Regions from separate parts of the Mus musculus genome. Here region 2 is linked to region 1. The links are chromatin loops, found by intact Hi-C in ENCODE. Cell type or tissue: left cerebral cortex. All regions are shown on one strand. Each heading gives the region's core, and the rest is flanking DNA. Links, peaks and the distances in the headings are about the cores only.

Region 1 (10,077 bases), core at 5,103-7,602:
TATGCAGCCATTTCATTTTTGTTTCTGAATAGTTTTAAAGGTATAAATATGTTTTATATGTCTTGGTTATAGATTATTGGCTCATAAGTTATTGGTTATGATTAAAAATTTGTACCATTGGTAACAGAAAGTTGGCCTAAACTGGTAACTCTGGGTTGGAGTAATTTAGAACTACAACATGCGGCATGAGCCAACCCTAGGAAACAGGTCTCTAAAGATACGCCTAAATTGGGTAATACTCTATGTAATTCTTATCCTAGAAACCAGACTTATAAAAGATAGGATTTAGGGCAGTGTCTCTTTGAAGTATTGGGGGCTGCACCTTCTTGTGTCTGTGTGCAGGAACAGGCAGCCAAACTTTGTAGCAAGTAATGTTTTTGGTGTTGATTTTTAAATAAAATAGATTGTTTACACTGTTAAAATTGGGTTTTGCTTCCCAAAATTGTGGTTGTGCTCTGGTGTTACAAGAGAAATCGAAAGTGGAGGCTTCTCCCGAATGGGAGCCACCAGCTAATCCATTGGCTCCTCCAAAAATCTATGAAGCCTCCTGAGTGGCCTAGTCCCCTACCTCCCCCTTATCCACAGCCTCAACACCCACCACGGGCCTTCATGATGCTTTGTTTTAATTAAACAGTTGGATTCCCCTGGTCTGCACCAGTTCTAAGTCGGCTGCTAGCCACATGGAAAACCGCGGCTGGGGAGGTGGACCTGGCAGGGAAACACTGATGCGGAGGCCCCCGGATACTCCCATCCTTCCACCCAACCCCTCCCCCCTTCCCCCAGCCCCACCGAACCCCTCGGGGCAGCAGGAGGCAGACCTGCTGTGGGTACACTGAGCTGTTGAGTGCAGAGTCTGGATGGACTCCAGTGGACCCACCCAACCTTCAACCCCTTCAGGACTGGTCATTTTCCTCTGCTGATCTTTATAACTGGGAAACTAACCACCCCCTTTTCTCAGAGGATCCCCAATGCCTTCAGTGTTGGTGGAGTCCCTTATGTTCACAAACGAAGAGCGAGAGAGAATTCTGTTAGAGGCTAGAAAAAAAATCCCAGTAGCTGACGGGTGGCCTATACAGCTACAAAATGAGATTGACATGGGATTCCCTTTGACTTGCCCCGGTTGGGACTACAACATGGTTAAAGGTAGGGAGAGCTTGAAATCCTATCACCAGGCTCTGGTCTCCGAGGCGCCTCAAAACAGCCCACTAATTTGGCTAAGGTAAGAGAAGGTGTATTACAAGAGGGAGACAGTTACGTGATCTAGTAAAAGAGGCAGAGAAGGTGTAATGAGAGAGAGAGAGAGAGAGAGAGAGAGAGGCGGTAGGCAGAAGGTGGGAGGCAGAAAAGAGAGAGAGAGGCGGAAGGCAGAAGAAAGAAAATATAGGAGGGATCGTAGACAAGAAAGAAACTTGACTAGAATTTTGACCACAGTGGTAGGAGAGAAAGAAAAGACAGGACCTAGACAGACAGGGAACCTGGGCAACAGAAGACCAATGTGCTTAACAGAATAAGGTGAGTTGGGGTACCGCGAGCCTCAGCTAAAAAGGCTCAGCTATGTCAAACTGAAGTTACTTATTTGGGATACACCCTTTGAGACAGGAAGCGGTGGCTAATGGAAGCCAGGAAAAAGACTGTAACTCAGATCCCCACCCCAACTACACCAAGGCAAATAAGAGAATTCTTGGACACCGCTGGCTTCTGCAGGCTCTGGATACCTGGGTTTGCGACCTTAGCTGCCCCGTTGTATCCCCTAACCAAGGAAGGGGGGGGTGTTTGTGTGGACCACAGATCACCAGAAAGCCTTTGAAGAAATTAAAAAGGCTGTACTAATGGCCCCAGCCTTAGCCTTGCCTGATGAGAGAGCAGGGGTCACTGGAGGAGTCCTTACTCAGACTTTGGGACCTTGAAAAAAGGCTTACCTATCCAAGAAGTTAGACCACTGTTGCCAGTGGGAGGTTTTCTTCCTAAAAGCTATTGCTCTACTTGTCAATGACACTGATAAGCTCACTCTGGGACAGCAAATAACTGTAGTGGCACCCCACACTCTTGAAAGCATTATCCAACAGCCCCCTGACCTATGGATGACCGATGCTCATATGACACATTATCAGAGCTTTTTGTTGACTGAATGAGTGACCTTCACTCCCCCTGCTGTCCTCAATCCTGCTACCTGACTGCCCGAGACTTCACCTACTCATCACTGCGCTGACATTCTGGCAGATCTGAAGGATCAGCCTTGGCCTGGGAGTCCAAGCTGGTACACAGATGGCAGTAGCTTCCTCGTTGAAGGTAAGCGGAATGCAAGGGCAGCAGTGGTGGACAAGAAGCAAGTGATCTGGGCCAGCAGCCTCCCTGAAGGGACATCAGCCCAGAAAGCTGAACTTGTGGCTTTGATGCAAGCTCTACGAATGACAAAGGGGAAGTCTATCAACATTTACACTGACAGCAGGTATGCTTTCGACACTGCACGGAGCAATATACAGACAAAGAGGGCTGTTGGCATCTGCATAGAAAGACCTAAGATGTTATGGCTAAAGGGAATCAGATGGCAGACCTAACCACCAAGCAGGCAGCGCAGAGTGTTAACCTTCTGCCTGTAGCAGAAAAGTCCAAAACCCCAGGACCCGAGTGGCAGTACACCCTGGAAGACTGGCAAGAAATAAAAAGATAGACCAGTTCTCTAGGATCCCAAAGGGGACTTGCTAAACCTCAGAAGGGAAGGAGATCCTACCCTACAAAAAGGACTAGAATATGTCCAACAGATGCATCGTCCAACCCACCTAAGAACTAAACATCTGCAGAGACTGGTTAGAACATCCCCTTATCATGTTCTGAGATTACCGAGAGTGGCTGACTCGGTCAACAAACTTTGTGTGCCTTGCCAGCTGGTTAATGCTAATCCTTCCAAAATGCCTCCTGAGAGAAGACTGAGGTGAAGCCAGCCAAGTAGGGTAATAAGTATTTACTAGTGTTTATAGATACCTTTTCAAGCTGGGTAGAAGCTTTTCCTACCAGGACTGAGACGGCCAATGTGGTAGCCAAGAAGATCCTAGAAGAAATCTTCCCAAGGTTTGAGATACCCAAGGTAATCAGGTCTGATAATGGACCTGCCTTTGTTGCCCAGGTAAGTCAGGGACTGGCCAAGATATTGGGGATTGATTAGAAGTTACATTGTGCATACAGGCCTCAAAGCTCAGGACAGGTAGAGAGGATGAATAAAACCATTAAAGAGACCCTTACCAAATTGACAATGAAGACTGGAACTAATGATTGGATAGCTCTCCTACCCTTTGTGCTCTTCAGGGTTAAAAACATCCCTGGACAGTTTGGACTGACCCCCTATGAATTACTCTATGGGGGGCCCCCTTCACTGGTAAAAATAGCCTCTGTACATAGTGCTGACATGCTGCTATCTCAGCCTTTGTTCTCTAGGCTCAAGGCACTCAAGTGGGTGGGACAGCCATCATGGAAGCAGCTCCAGAAGGCCTACTCAAAAGAAGGAGACCTGTAAGCCCCACCTCTCTTCCAAGTTAGAGATTCAGTCTACATTAGATGCCATCGTACAGAAAACCTTGAGATTCAGTGGAAAGGCCCTTATCTTGTACTCTTGACCACCCTAATTTCTACTCTTATGGGACCCCTTTTGATTTTGCTTCTGTTTTTAATTATAGGTCCATGTGTGTTAGAGAGCAAGAATTTGCAGTGCAGCTTTTAGTTTTGAAACAACAGTACCATGCCCTAAAGGATTAAGTGCGTCAGGAAGAAGATAGTGTCTAGTTCTAAGATTAGAACTACTAACAAGTAGAAGTGGGGAATGAAAAACATAAAACAAAAAATTCTAGACCTTTAGACCCAGGCTTGAGAATATGACCTTTGTGACTCAATGCTCCAAGGTACGCTAATCATAAAACAGATAGCGACATTCCTCTACCCACCCGCTTCCTGGGTTCAGAGAATGTTCATTCAAAGAAAGTCACCCTGACCCACCCTGGAACCCACTTTGCAAATGTGCTATTTTTAGAGACTCTATGGCCAAACTCAGAGAAAGGTTAGGAAAATGATAATGAGAGCGAGAAGCTAATGAAGCATGGTTTGAAGGTTGGTTCACAAAATCCCCATGGATGACTACCTTACTATCTGCCCTCATGGGCCCCTTATTAGTTTTGCTTCTTTTATTTACTATAGGCCCCTGCGTAAATAACAAGATAATGGCTTTCTTCAGACAGCTGGTCAGTGCTGTACAGGTTCTTATGCTACGCCAACAATATCAAAAAGTAGAACAGGCTGATACGGGCTGTACTGAGTCAGAGGTTTAATTTTTCTAGTTCTATGATTAGAACTATTTACTAGAAGGAGTGGAGAATGTAAGACCCCAACTCAATGTGTTTCTTAGACCCCTAGAAACGAAGCACAGCATGGAGTTCTTCGTTCTTTCACCTTCAGCCTGAGAGAACCACTGGGTGACTCACCCAGGCACCTGACCCATAGTGTAAGGGACCAAGAATGTTTGCCAAAGATAGCCTGTAACCTTTCTGTAAGAGATGAGCTGTAATTCATCATCCCCATTCTTACAATGTTTACTCAGCTTCCCCATTCTTTGTACTCTTATCCTCCCCTCACTTTGCAGTTTATTCTTTAAAAACCCTCAACTGCAACTGCTGGGGGTCTATCTCCTCTGTCCCTGTGCAGGTTACGAGCTCGGCCTCAGCATGCTGATTCCCGAATAAACCTCATTTGATGTAGTCTCCCCTCCCTCAGCCTGAAACCTGCTTGCTCAGGGGTGGAGCTTCCCGTTCAATCGTTCTGCCATGCCCACTGCTGTAACATGCCACTTTGCTGTTTGGAGCCACACACATGGTCACCCTGCTACTGGATCCTGAGATTATTTGGCGGGAATCGGGCCCCCTTCCCCTGCTTTATAACTGCGTGCAGAACAGTAAAATTGACCTTTGATCAGAATGCCTGTCTTAGCTGCATCATTTTCTCTTGCCGCCTAGCCCCTCTTCTCTTCCAGGTTTCCAAAATGCCTTTCCAGGCTAGAACCCAGGTTGTGATCTACTGGCCAGACACAACAATGTGATATTGCATCAAGAACAGTTTCTCTTGAGTTATTGGGGCGTCAGCTCATCCCAAGATTTGAGCGAGGGTCTCCCAGAAATGGGGGTCTCTCACCTCCAGCAAGGCCACACTTCCTAAGCCTACCACCAACTGGGACCAAGTATCCTAGCATCTGAGCCTATGGAGGGCATTATTGGTTAAGCAATTCCAGGGACCCCTCCCTCCACATGTGTCAAGGTGACAAGAACAACTAACAACCCTGGCTCAGAACAAATAAACAAACAATCACCACAACAAAAACCTCTAGTGGAAACCAGATTCAAGATTAAATTACTGGAGGGTTAGGGCAGTAGTTCAGTGGTAGAACACATATCTAGCAAGCACAAAACCTCTTCAAGACTCACACACAGCCAGGCGTGGTGGCGCACACCTTTAATCCCAGCACTCGGGAGGCAGAGGCAGGCGGATTTCTGAGTTCGAGGCCAGCCTGGTATACAAAGTGAGTTCCAGGACAGCCAGGGCTATACAATCACTAGACATAGACCATAAGCCATTTATACAAAGCTTGAAATCAGTAACTCTTTACTTTGGCTTCAAACAGACATTTTAGGGAAAGTACACAAAGAGAAACAAAAACAAAAAAGCAAACAGCTTACAAAAAGCAGCCTTTAGAAAAATGCACCTGTAATAGCCTTCCTGGTGCAAAGGGGGAGAGAACCCTTAGACAGGATTAGGGGAGGCTTGGTGTGCTTGGTGTGGAAATTGTGACCTTTGGGGGGGGGTGCGGGGGATATAATCAAAGCAAGGTGAGAATGGATGGGCAAGGAGAAGAAACAAAGTATCTAGCCTGTGAGAGGCTGGTGTGGGGGAGGGAAGCCATTGGAGGCCTTGGGGTTGGAGATGGGGAAAGGCAGTGTGTGGCTGGTGGGAGCTTAAAACCAGCTATAATAAGCCACTTCAAAAATGGATGCCTCCCGGGAGGCATTTGAAGAAACAGGCAAGTCAAAGAGAGCCTTTAAAACCATTTAAAAGGCGCCAAATGTATATGAAATTAGCTGAAATAGCTGATGCCGTCTTACGTAAGTCCTGAAGGAGGTTCTGGTGGGGGTGGGTAACAGCTCTAGCAGGAACGTGGAGTTCTTGCTGGATGCAAGAAAAAGCATTGAATGCTCACCAGATGCCCAGTGGAGAGAGAATTTACCCTTTACTGCTGAAGGAAACGGATTCCAAAGCAGATGGTAAGATTAACCATGCCGGACACTCAGAGGACACAAGCCAACATTCTGTCAGGAAAACTTAGCCTAAGCATGGGCTGTTACTGAAGCCAGCCTGCTTCCTGTGAGGGAAGAAAATTCATGATGATGAACTGAGAAGCTCCGTGGGTTGTGAGAAACCTTGGTCATTTAAGAACAGTTACACCTTGGTCATTTAAGAATAGTTACACACCGGGCAGTGGTGGCGCACACCTGTAATCCCAGCACTTGGGAGGCAGAGGCAGGTGGAGTTCTGAGTTTGAAGCCAGCCTGGTCTACAGATGAGTTCCAGGACCTTCACATGCACAGAGGAGAAGGGAGGGGAAGGAAAGAAGGAAGAAATTAAGAGTACCTTGTAGCTTCCCCCAGCCTTGAGGAGGCTGACTCAGACCTGTTCTGTAGCTGTGAGACCACCTAGGGTGGAGTCTTTCAACCTAGATAGGTCTATTGTTCTACAACCTGCACTCTTCTCCAAAACAACCCCGCAGAGGCTGAACCTGTCTTCTGGAGATAAACAACAAGCCTGGCAAACAAGTGCTGACAGCCTGCACCAAGTGCTGACAGACTGGCAACAAAGCATCAAGAGCCTGGTGTGGCGGAGGATGGGCCTTCCCCCTTTATAAGCACAGACTGTTAGTAAACTCTTGGGCCTTGATCAGAATTTGTCTTGGTCTTGTTATTCCCCCACCCACCCCCTCCACCCCACCCCTCACCCCCGCTGCTTCCTCCCATATAGCTCCAGTCTCCCTTTCAGGAACCAGGTTCGTGTGGCCATGGGCGGCTACAGTACCTGCATCCCTTATGCAGCAAACAGTCCCTAGGCAGAAGCCAGTTGGGTTGCCAGGTTGAATACTGGTGCCCAATAAAAAATGGACAAACATACACTAAAAAGTTTCTGTTGTGTATCCGAAATTCAAATTTCTCTAGGCATTGTTTCAGGGAGCACCTGAGATCTTGAGTCCTCCGAAGATGCTTCTGAGAGATTGCCGTGATTAAATTAGCTGATGTGGGAGAGCCCATCTTAATTGTGGGTGGGGTTCCAGACCTGACCAGGGACAGCAAAGGTATGAAGAAAAGGACAGATACACAGAACACACGAGATGAACATAGGATCAGGTGGCTGGGGTTCTACTGCTCGTTAGGTACAACACATGAAGAGGAGGAGTCTCTGTAGGAGGTCTCTTCTGGGAGGAGAAAGCCGAAGTCACTTGTTTTCAAACACTAATCCATCAACGCTCATGCTCCAACTCCAGAGGAAAGCCTTTTTATGCCACTTAAGCCTGGCCCATATAAGTAATGGCTTTGCCAGTTTCCCACCCAGAGCCAATCGGTTTTGGAGTCCTTGAAAGGTCATGCCCAGGTCCAAATACACACTCCTGGTAATAGAGAGATGGATAAGTGGTTAGCACAGGTTGCTCTTCCAGAGGACCTGGGTTCAGTTTCCAGCACCCACATGGAAGTTTACACCTGTCTGTAACTCCAGTTCCAGGGAACTCAACACCTTCATACAGATATACATGCAAGCAAAACTCCAATGAACATAATATAAATGCACACACATCATATGTTATATTATATATAGTTACATATAGTATACTATATATAGTATTATATGTCATATATTGTGGGACTGTGAAAGGCAGTCTGTGTTTTGGTCAAGCAAGGCTTACTCCAGAGACCCAGTAGAAAATTCTACAAGGGACAGAACAGTGAGCTACGCCACCAGACACAAATGCCTGACACTATGAGCCTTCAAATCCATCATTCTGTGGCCATCAGTCACATAGGCTGTCCAGACTTCACTTCCACAGTTGCCTGGCAATAGCCAGGTATGCTCCTCCCCACAGTTATCCTGCAACAGCAAGATAGCCCAGCCCACTATAAAAGGGACTGCTTGGCCCCTCCAGTCTCTCTTGCTTCTCTTGCTTTCTCTCCATCCCTCTTGCTCCCTCTCTTCCCCCTCCCTTCTCCCCTCTCTCCACATGGCCATGGCCATCCTCCACCTCTTTACTGTTCTCTCTCTCTCTCTCTTCTTTTCTACAATAAAACTCTAAAATCATGGATTCTTCTTATCAGGATCTGCCGGGCTGGAGCAATAGAGCAGGTTTCCCTTTAACAGCTGTCTAAGCTCCCGCTGGGAGTCCTTCCTGTGCTCTAGCCACGGCCACCACTACCACCACCACCACCACCACCACCACCACCACCTGCCTACCAAACCACCTGCTGAGTTAGCAGCCTGAGCTAGCCAGACTCTTGCCCACCCGCCCAGAAACCACCCAGTGCCTTCCTCCCTGTCCTTTCTTCCTTTGGCCCCTGGGCTGACCAAGTTGCCCCCGGGGCCCCCACTTGTTCTCAGCTCTTCCACAACATCCCACCAGCATCTGGGATGCCCAAGACTGAGAACCTGTCTTCTCTGGCCTCCATGAGGCCCAGGGACCCCGGAGCCAGCTCTTTCACAGTACCCAGCATTCTGTGGTGCCTGAGAGTTGGAGTTCAGACTGCGCCTTCCAGAACGGGCTCTGGCAGACTAACACGGCCCCAAAGCCCATCCTGTGTCAGTTCCATGGGGTCCTGTGGCAGTCTCCTGCATCCTCTCGAACAGCCTCCCCAAGCTCTGGAGGGACGCAGGTTCCCCCCCTCCCCTTGCACTTATTTCCCCACATCCAGCGCCCGACAATATATGTCATGTATATGATATGTATGTATGTATGTACATACACATTTATGAAGGAATTCACTCACTCAGGGCATCCTCTCCTCCCTCCTCCCAACATACATCCCCAGATGCTAGCTCCTCCCTCTGCTTTTCACCTTGGTGTATCTTCCCAGAGAGGTCTATCCAACCACAGCTGCCAATGCCACTACACCCAGTCCTCCTGTCTCTGTCACTCTTTTCTGTCCTCTAGGCACTGAGCACTCTCAGAATTAGTTGTTTATGTGCTTATTTTTGTCTCTTTTACTAGAACATAAATGCAAAGGAGCAAGCAATGGGACACTCATAGGTCACAGCTCACATCCAAATGCCAGTGCCTGACCAACAAAATGCACCAAGCTAACAGGTGATGGATGGATGGGGAAAATTCCCACAGATCTAAGAGTAGATTTGGCTTCAATGTAACCCTTTGAACATTCATCTTCTAAGTTAAAGTTACTTTCCCCCCAATCCAAAGTCTTGACAAGCATATAGCTTCCCTCACAGAAGGAAGCTTAAACATCTAAGCAAGGAAGGAGAACCAAGAGGGAGACAAAGTGGGACTGTAGGATTGAAGGTTAGCACAAGCTAGTCCCCAGAGGTGCTAAAAGGGGGTGATACCCATTGTGGTGGTTTGAATATGCTTGGCCCAGGAAGTGGCACTGTTAGGAGGTTTGGACTTGTTAGAGCAGGTGTGGCCTTGTTGGAGGAAATGTGTCACTGTAGGGATGGGCTTTGAGACCCTCCTCCTAGCTGTCTGAGGACAGTCTGCTCCTGTCTTCCTTTGGATGAAGATGTGGAGCTCTCACCCATGTCTGCCTAGATGCTGCTGTGCTTCCTGCCATGATGCTTATGGACTGAAAGTTTGAACCTGTTAGCCAGCCCCAGTTAAATGTTGTCCTTATGAGAGTTGTCTTGGTCATGATGTCTCTTCACAGCAATAAAACCTTAACTGAGGTTAGAGTTAATCCCATTAATCACCCGTTAATCGCCGGCAAGTCTGGTGGGTACCCGTGTGCTGTCTAGAGGCTCCAAGAGGCTGCCCTAGAGGCTGTCTGCCCTGCCTCCAAGTCC
Region 2 (10,077 bases), core at 2,771-5,270, 150 kb after region 1:
AGAGGGAAGAACCATATATTATTCCAGCATTCAACATCAATTTCCTGTGTTGGAAGATTCCTGAGTAATAGTAAAGTGGAGGCCCTTGGCTGCTTGAGGCAGAAGGCTGTAAGGCCGAGGGGTATTGTGACATGCTCCAGGGAAAGGCAGTCTTTCCTTTGGCTAACAGGGGTCCCAGGCCATTGGGACAAGAGAACCGGACAGACATGGAACAGAGGCCTGGGGAGCAGCCCTCAAGAGCCCCAAAGAAGGAAAAGATCAAGGAGCAACCGGAGACCCCAAGTCAGTCCGTCTCAGGCCGCGGTCGGGTGCTGTTAATAAGAGAGTTCTTCAAGCAGGATGAAAGCTACACGACCCTGCCCAACACCCAAGCAACAGACTGCCAAAGTAGTTGCCGCAGTGCCAGACGGCGACTCAAGCGCACCAGCGACAGCTTGGCGGACAACCCCGAAGCCCCGGCCGCCAAGCGGCGAGCAAAGATGCCGCAGCTCTCGCGTCTCAAGAAGGAGGACTTGCTTGGTTGCGAGAAGCCTTGGGCTCCACAAGGGAACCCCGGCTCTGAAGCCGCTGAGATCGCCGAGCTAAGCTCAGAGCCCGGCAAGCAGCTGCTCCTGGTGCTGTGCCACGCATCGGCGCTGGACACGCAGCTGCCGCGACTTCAGCTGCTCCTGCAGCAGGTACGGGTCCAGGAGCGTCGCCCGCCAGCCGCGCTCGTCGGGATCCTGGTGCAGCCGCGGCCGGATGAGGAGGACGAGTCGCGCCGCCGTCTGGGGGACCTGCTATACAGCGTCTTCTCTTCAGAAAACCCGGGGGTCGAGGTGCACACAGCAGTGTTCTGTCCCAGCCGCCCCCAGGGTGTCCTGGACGTCCAGCGCGCTGATAACCAAGCGCACATGGTCCACCTAGTGGATCGCCAGACCCAAACGGATGGTGAGGGGCCCGAGGGTGGAGACTGGGATTGTTGTTCCCCCTGAGAAGTGAGCAAATCCCTGACCTCAGAGCCCCTGTGTTGGTGCCTTCCAGACGTTTGGGGTACGATCTGAATGGTAATGAACCAGCATCCTTTCCCCAAGATGTGTGGGCTGGGACAATCTGAAACTGTTCCGAGTTAACCCAGAGGGTTACCTCTCCCGACTATCTGCGCCCCCCGCCCCCAAACACACACACACACACACACACACACAGTGTAGGAGAGAAATCATGCTTTTATAACGTCCTGAGGGATGTTGTAGGACCTGTAATAGCCCATCCTCCTCCTCTCCAAATGCACTAACGCCATTCCCAAGTTCCTTAGGGGACTCTCTAGTCTGTTACTTCTCCAGGGGATAGAATGACAATAAAAGCAGCCTATTGTGAGCCAGTCACTGTGCGAGGGGCTCTTCACCTCCAGTCTTCACAGCACCTCTCTAAGGTTGGGACTTCAAAAGAGTCAACTAGCTTTTACCACTGTGTTTTTTACTCAAAGCCCCTAGTAAACTTGTGACCCCGGAGGGTTAATTTGTAGCCTAGAGTCACTGAGCAGTATGTTCTTAACATGGACTTTGGGCACTTTCTGTTTCCAGAAGCCCCTTCCTGGGACAGCATAGGACCCAGAAAAGTGTTCTGAGCACAGGCACCTCGATGTTCCATTACAGAGGCTCTGCTGTCCTTTCAGCTAGTTGCCACAGCAAGCTATCTCTCTCTAGTTAGACCCATTCCCCTACCACATGACATGCAAGGATGAAGGACTGCTTGATGCCAGACCAGACTCAGCACGTAGAGGCTAACTTTGGGATGGATGGTGACACACTCACTCTAGTGTGCAGAACACCCTGAAAGGCCAGAACCTAAGGGACTGTTGTTGATGGGGCATGGTATTATCACACTCAAAGTCTTATCCTTGCTACCTAACCTCCAACCTTTTAAACTCACTACCACATGACAAGGCTTCTGGTTTAAAAAGTCCCCACTGATGAGCCCATTCCAATTGAGACTCTCCTCGGGGACTACAAAAATCCTAGCCTGTCTTTGGCAACAACCTCTTAGTAAGAAAATTTCTGCCTAGAGTCTTCTGAAGGGCCCCATCCTTCCCCTTTCACTCTCTATCGATTCTGAAACTTGTTGGCTCTCCTTGCCCAAATCTAGGGCAAGGGGAATGAAAGCTAAGACAAAGCTAGACATAAGCCTAAGCTAAGTGCACTGTGACTGTGATGTAGAAGAGCCAGTTCTTGGCAGGAAACTCTTATGAGGATTTCTCCCTGCTTCTGAACCATTTCTCCTTAATGGTACAAACATTCCTCAACCTGTATTCTGTCCTCTATCTCCCAGAACACAAGCTTGTGTGTCCCATACCCTGTGGCATCCCTTTAAGGAGAAATGAACTGGCTATTTCATGGCTACTTAAATTCTACCCAAATATGTTCCTGTCCCATCAGATTCGTTTAAACCGGTTGTTTTCAACCAGGAAAAATGTTAACACCTTCTCCAAGCTCTGGGCATATTTAGCCACATCTGGAGATGTTCTTTTCCTTACACTGATGGGGTGCTGGCCAGTCAAAGCCAGAGAGGCTGCAGAGCTTCCTATAACACACAGAACAGCCTCCTCCAAAAGATATTATCTAGCCCATAGTGTCAATCAGGACTGAGACTGAGAAACTGATTTCAATCAGGTTATGCTCATCAGTCAAAGTCTAGCAGTCACTGAAAAGGTTCCAGCCTGATTCTGAATGTCATCCCTTCAAATGGCCCATAGATCTTTGACCTCAGAAACTGCCAGCTTCTTGTAGATTCACCTACCCACTGAACCGCCTTGCTCCAAACCAACCAGACACAGCCTGAGCCATACTGATCTAAGCTGCACTCCCAACCCATATCTTTCTCTAATCTTCTCATGCAAGAAACTTAATTTTTTTCCAATTCTTTAATTTCAAAGTCTGTATAATCTGACTCCCCATTGCCTACTGGGGTCATAAAGAAAAATAACCCTTTAGAACTTAATCTTGAGTGTGTCACCAATCAACTAGAAATGGGGATTTAGTTTGGGAGGTACTTATATAACTGAATTTCTCTGAACATCAATATCCTTTTTGGGATAATAATAATAGTGATGACAATAATGTAATAATAATAATAATAGTCAGCAAAGTCTTTGCTGGCTCTAGAAGCCTGAAAATAGATTCTCTCACTTCACTGTTGACATCTGGTCTAGCCTTTGTGTGTAGCTTGTCTAGGACCTTTCTGGCTCACTCGCTCTCCCTCCACCCTCCTTACTGCATCCTCACCCCTTCCCCAGCTTCTGGTGTCTGAGTAGGGCAGGTGTACTTTACCCACGCAGCTTACCTACTTCATGGAGGAAGTTCTTTCTGGGAACGCACTTTTCTATTGTGATGTGTGACAGGCTATCTTTTCAAAACACTTTTCACTCTTCCACCCTAAAATGGAAGTTAAATTGTTAAGAGATTCATAGTTTGTTTGACCTAACCAGTGTTTTGGGAGGTAATACCAATGAAATGAATTTGAGAAATTTTTCGTTTTCTGAGAACTGGCTTAAGGTAGAATTGGCCAAATTCGAGGATTCTTATAAAAGTTTAGACATACACACACACTCATACAAGCAAGCACTCGTGTTCACATATATTCAGAGATGACAGAAGGCAGTGGGTTGTGGGAGGTAAAATGCTAAAAAAGGAAGTCAAATCTTCAGGAAAGTTCCCTAAATGTTAACCATAATGTTTGTGTTTGGGGATAGACACGTAGAAACCAGCAACGGAGCTGAGAATCCTTCCTATTCAGGATGTCTTCGAATAAAAAGTAGCTCTCACGGACCCTGGAACGTGCAGCCGAAAGGTGCCTGAGGCTCTGGTCACATAATCATGGATCCAGTTCTCTTAGGCCCAAAGACTGTCTTAATTAGACCATGGAGGAACAAGGCAGCTGCTGCCTCCTGCCGGTTCAAGCAGGAAGCCCTGGGAGAGGAAACCGGTGCCAGAGCCCTAGCCACAGGGGCCAGCCTGGCTTTTGTGACCTCACAGGAGGTATGGGTGACTCTTGTCTGTGGGACCTTGCTGTGGTCAAAGATCAGAGACATACCCACAGGGGAGACTGCCTACCTAGGGAGGGAGCCAGGAAATTCACAGCTCCATGTAGCTCCACGGTGTTACTCTAGAAGGATCACCATGAAGAAGGTCAAAAAGAAAAAGTCTGATTCCAGGCGCCGCAGGAATTCCATTTCACCGCAGACTAGCTCCGATTCCTCACAGCAGCCCAGCTCAGAAACCCCGCCGTCATGTCCAGAGCCCGCCTCGCCACCATCTAAGCCACAGCCTTGCCAGGAGTCCACCACACCACACCAAGTTAACCCTGAGCCTAAACCGCAACAGCATACACCACAGCCTCTCCCGCCTCCAGAGAAACCTGCCTCATCTCCGTTCCTGGTACCCATGGAACCTAAACCAATTCTTCCAAGCAGGAAAGCAGGTGGGCGGACTTCCTGCTTTAAGGCAGTTCTAGCCTTCTTGCTGATAGAGTCCCAGAGCTACCAGAGGTGGGCTCCAGTCTGGTGGTGGTGGTGTATAGTCAGCATGCTGCCCGGGGCTAAGTTTATAAGCTGTGGAGGGGATGATTTTTTTCCCCCTTAGGTTTTTCAAGACAGGGTTTCTCTGTGTAGCCCTAGCTGCCCTGGAAATCACTTTGTAGACCAGGCTGGCCTCGAACTCAGAAATCCGCCTGCCTCTGTCTTCCAAGTCCTGGGATTAAAGGCATGTGCCACCACGCCCGGCCAAGAGGATGATTTTTATGAGAGAGTAGAATCCCTAGGCTATGTCCTTCTGTAGCATCTCAGGTCTCGCTGCAAACAGCCATGGATACATACTAACATTTACGGCTCCATGGGGGGAGACCCTCTCATTAGGAGTCAGTTAGTATCCATTCAGAAATTAAAAGCAAATATAGACTAAAAGAAAGGAAGCAGTGATATGCCTTCTGGCTACCTTTTATTGGTTATTCGAGAGGCCAGACCACTCCAAAGAAGATAGTACAGGGTGATGGAGGTAGATGACTATGGTACAGCCTTTGAGAGAATTGGGGGTTTCTGTTTGTCAGATGGAAGATAGGAGTTTTGTTTTGTCTTTCCATGTTACCCTAAGAGATCTGACCTTGGACTACAGAGAGGATGGCTAGATCAAAATATAGGACTCCTGACTAACTCCTAACTTCAGATAAGCCACAAATAATGTTATAATCCTTAGTATCTGTTCCAAATAGGCATCCTATATTTCTGCTTGTCATCCCTTCCCACAGAAGATACTAGAAAAGGGTCTGCGCAATGTATAAAGCAAACCAAAAATGTAAAAACAGTATTTTGTAGCCATCATTTTAATTTAGTTTAGCTCTGCCTAATATTAAATGGCTGGCCAGCTGTCAAAAAGAAGTCTCCATCTTCTTGGATAGCCAATGAGAGACAAAACTTTGGACAGTATCAAGGGGACTCAAGTGGAGTTGGAAAGCTGGGATGCTCCAGACCACTGAGGATAATGAAGATAGACAAGTGACCATTGACTGTTCCTTCCATGCCTAGTACTTCATTCATCCATTTCCGTCCATCTTATCTGACGATACTGTAGGGAGGAAATATTCCTTTGTCCTCTGGAGCAGCCCTTGGTATGGTTGAAAGGGAAACTTGAGTCTATTCTGATTCCAGATTCCCTACCCTTGACCACAACTGACCTTCCAATACCAAGAGGCCAGCAGGTCCTCCAGAGAGAAGGAGGAGGAGGAAGAGGGGATCTTTCTCTGACCTTTCCTTGAACCATGACCAAAGTACTCTATGTCCTTGAGCAACTCACACTCTGGGCCACAGCAATCCTAAAACAGTCTGAGCAGAGAACGAACACAAACCATGAGAGAACCAGAGCTCTCAAGCCAAGGAATTGCCAGGACAACGGTGACTCTGTGACTGGTGTCTGTGTGCAACATGAGCTTCAACCATGTAGACATTTCTGGGTGATAGCCTCAGAGCTGGTGTCAGTAGAAAGCAAAACCTTCCAGCACCACATCTTTAAACCTTTAAAACGATAGGGTATTGAAGAGGCAAAGGAGGGACTGTCCATGGCCTACTGAATTTGTTAACTTTCTCATCACCGTGACCCAGTTATCTGAGAAATTACTGAAACGATGACTTATTCACGTTGGCTCACGGTTTTAAGAGTATCCACGTATCACGGCAAGGTGTAGCTCACAGTGAATCTGCTAGGAAGTGGAGAGAGGGATTATGTGAAGGGCCCAAGGCAAGATATAACCTGCAAAGATGTCCCACTGATGCCCTACAACACCTGCTAGAATCCGCCTCTTAGCCTTTACCAACTCCCAATAACATGACTTCTAGAACTGTCCTAGAGACTGTGTCCCACTCCCAAGAACCAGGTGCAGTCCTCATCTCTCTCCTTCTCTGTCCAGCAGTGCCTCTGACCTATGTGGCCCCACGCTCCTGCTCCTGTGCAGCCTGCCCGGGCAGCTCCGCTTGCTGGCATCGTCTGGGGCTTTGCCATAGCCGAATCTTTGATGTCCTCCTACCTCGGGACTGGTCATCCATGCCAGGGAGAGGAGTCCCAAACCTTCTCACCTTCTACAGGTTCCGCATGAACGGGAGGGCTAAAAAGCCTTGGGTGTAGAGTTCCCAGGGCCAGGCTCGGTCCTCAGATCTGGTTGGCAACTGTGTGTAACTTCCTCCAAACATCATAGGCTTTTCAAAAGCAAAGCCGTTCCTTCTAAATAACAATGTCTCTGGTTTGGTGGGCCAGCTCTTTGTCTGTTCCTTTTTCTATGAAACCGTCTTCTCTGCTGACAGCACCCTCCCACCCAGCCCATTGTAAACTCCAGAGCTGTGTGATTACACATTGGTTAGCCATTCACTTTTTTTTTTTTGACCCATACCATACACAGGGAGTGTCTATTTATTAAACGGCATGTTAATTATCCCTGGAACTCAATGATAAACCTGATCGCGTAACTCATAGGTCCCTTCTGCCAATAATAGCAAAATCTGTCCCACACAGAACATGCCATGCTTTTACCAGGAGTCCTCACAGGGGCCATGTTTTCTAGACCAGTCTATTAGCATCATCTCCTTCCTTTATCATGACATCACCCAGTCTCGGTCCTATTGCTCCTCTTCCACAATGCCTCAAGAGAAATGTCATATGTCATCTACCCACTGGCACCCATGAAAAGGGTTCTGTCCATGTTAAGAACAGACTGAAAATGTCCTCACTCTTTCTGAGTCATGTGTTGGGGCCAGGAGAGGGGCCTCTACCCAAATGAGCCACCCTGCTTATACTCAGGACTTCACAAAACCCCTTGGGGATCTCATATCGCTACATCAGGAGCACAGCCCACCATGCCATCCTCCTCTCTTACCCTTTCCAGCTCCTTCTCTTGAATAATAATAATAATAATAGTAATAATAATAATAATAATAATACCCACACAGATACAGAGCTATTTGGTGAACAGAGCATACCTAGAGTCAGAGATACCATCTATTGAGTCCCGGCCAGGAAGAGTCTGCCCACCACTCACCCACACAGTCTGTCTGTCCATTCATCTGCTGCCAGATGGTGCTGTGTGTTCCCCTGGGTGAAAAAATCAAATCCTACTCTGGGAAGATGCTAGGTGGTCTGAGAGACACCTAAACAAGATCTTCACCTTCCAGTGTGTTCAGCCTGTGAAGCTAGCTAAGACCTGTGCATTTAGAAACCTGTGCACAAAGCAAGTAGTGTGTGGAACAGGAGGGCTTCTGGGAGTTTCAGAGTAAGACAATAGTACCATATCAGGGTCCACAGCATTGTGTGCCCAGTGTGTGAGCCAACTCCAAAAGTATCCTTGGATCCCTCTCTGGCTTAGGATGGAAAGAAGGGCTATTCTAGGCTGTAGGAAAAGCCAAAACACAGTTCAGAGTTAGGAATGCAAGCGAAAGAGGCATAGAACCCCATAGCCAGGGCAAGAGTTTATTTTTCCACGTGAGTCCCTGCTTCTGCAGTCTTTACCGTCTCAGAGGACTTCTACTAGGCATCCATGGAGACAAGAATCCCTCCTTTAGTTGGCTTTTTATCAGACTAGATACCACATTTTCTGAATGGCTTCCTGACTTATACTGGTTCACTGGTTCCTGACTTATACTGGTTTGCTGTCCCAGTCTTTGTAGAGACTGTAATTAATATGTTATTTCCTGATATCTGAAAAATCTCTAAAATGCCTCAGAGGGTTGCTGTGAAGCTTAAAGAGGAGGTGAGTGGGAGGTGTCTGGAACAAGACCTGGCACATCGTGGTCTGGACCAACCTCGTACCCTGTTGCCCCTCTGGGCATCAGTCGCAGGCTACCGACCCTCATACCCCAGGGGTCTCGTAGGAAGTTTTGTGGAGAGAGGTGAGAGCAATGTGTCCCTTTGGGAGAATGATCAGGAGGAGACTCTAAGTTCCACTGTCTCATTGCAGTACACAGCCTTTCTCCCCAACCCCCACTCCCTTTCTGCTTTGCTTTGTAGAAAACCGTCAAGGAAGTACTGCGCTCCCCGTAACTCTCGTGCTTCAAGCTCTCGGAACTGTTGCTGTGGCTCTGGGGGCCTTGGGAGTTGCCTACTTCATGGCTGAATCCTTGTGAATTGGACCCCAGGCCCACCGTCCGGCAGGTAGGAGGATCACCTTGTCCCTTTTCTCTAGCTAGAGAAGACTATCTCAAGGTGGACTAGGCCTTTAGGCCTTCAGCCTGTCAGGGAAGGTTCATGATCATTCCTACCTCAGGACTCTTTCAAGCCTCTCTGGAGACCTTTGATTAGAACCATCAGGACAAAGGCCCTTCATACAGCCCCGTCCCCTGACCTATGGCTTCCCTAGTCCTAGATGGGAAGAAGTAGGGGAGGGGAAGGGTAGAGATTATCTCGGATAAGCCCCACTGCTGAATCCCCAATTTCCACTCACACCAGTGTTCTCCCGCCTGTACCAAGCTCATGCTATGCATGCTTCTTTGGAATGTGTGTGATCTCTGCCACTGCTCATTTATATTACACCATCTCTGCATATGAAGATGTCTTCAGTCACCACTCCTGTCTCACCTGAACCCAGAAGCAAAGACCCAAACAAGGACTGGGTGCACCAGATAACTGGAGGAAGTACTCTCAGGACAAAGCAGGGCTGGGTGGGAGGCAAGAGCAAAGGCAAAAGGAAGAAGGGAAGGCTTCATCCCTGTGGAGTCCTAGAATGTTATCTGTACAACAGATGCTCTTCCTCAAGAGACACGAAGCTTCCCTTTCATTTCCCTGTGTCAGTTGGTCAATATGTGACTATGTGGGTGTAGGGAGGAAATTTGAGTTCTTTGTGTAAAAAGCAATTCTCCTCGAGTTGAGGGCAAGTCCCTGAAGGAGGAGGGAGCTGTTGGTCACCTGCAGCCAAAAGTCATCATTCAAAGAGCCAATGGCTCAGTCAGGAAGGGAACTGGAAAGAGGTGGTCACCAAGAGCACTCACTCGTAGGCATCCCAACAGCTAGGTCTTCTTCAAATGGTCTTGAATGCTTAAAAGGTGATGGTTGAGGTAGGGAGTGAGAGCCAATGGAAACATTTCAGTCCGCCCCTTCCGTCCTCCCATCCCATGCATGGGAATGGACGGGGGATGGTTGTAGACAAGCCCGGGTCTGGGAATCGATGCTTGAAATGTATAAACATCCAAACCCTGTGAGAGTACAGCATCGCCCCTAGAGCGTCTGATGACTATTCAAGGATCATTTGAGGAATAATATTAAATATTAAACCACCCTGACCTCCAGGAGACAGCACAGCACTTAAGAGCCTTGTCTTCCCTTGCCCTGGACTTACTGGGAATGGTGGGATATTTGTTATTATGTTATCATGCTATCATGTCAGCATGGTGTCAGAGAAGATGCTGGCTCTGGATTTAAACTGACAATCTCTAGTCTAGACAGTGCCACTTGGAATCTCAGTGTTAGGGGCATGATTGTCAATGTCATGTCTAATGGAGAGTAAGCTCTCTCAGAAGATGACGGTCATGAGGATCCAAAGAGAGATATTAAGAGTTGAAGTCCCAGAGAC

The links. Hi-C counts contacts between places; a loop is a spot of excess contacts. Peaks named below come from ENCODE experiments on the same cell type or tissue, not always from the same donor. Only the 100,000 strongest peaks of a DNase experiment are listed, where the experiment ranks them.
Region 2: it touches region 1 in a loop (8-fold over the local background); 2 of 42 quality-filtered maps call a loop at or near these places.

What each region holds. Positions count from the first base shown.
Region 1 is chr1:85,863,935-85,874,011 of GRCm38, forward strand. No RefSeq gene overlaps it. Among named protein-coding and RNA genes, the nearest start is that of Itm2c, 26 kb to the right of the region's middle. In left cerebral cortex, for the core only: no CTCF peak of the experiment used is centred there; DNase peaks (open chromatin) are centred at 6,211 and 6,791; H3K27ac peaks cover 2,029 bases.
Region 2 is chr1:86,017,895-86,027,971 of GRCm38, forward strand. Spata3 (spermatogenesis associated 3) reads left to right here and starts at 4,051. Exons shown (of 4, transcript NM_001122732.2): 1 at 4,051-4,455; 2 at 6,436-6,607; 3 at 8,520-8,663. The coding sequence starts at 4,155. The coding sequence ends at 8,625. In left cerebral cortex, for the core only: a CTCF peak has its summit at 3,923; DNase peaks (open chromatin) are centred at 3,717 and 4,415; H3K27ac peaks cover 946 bases.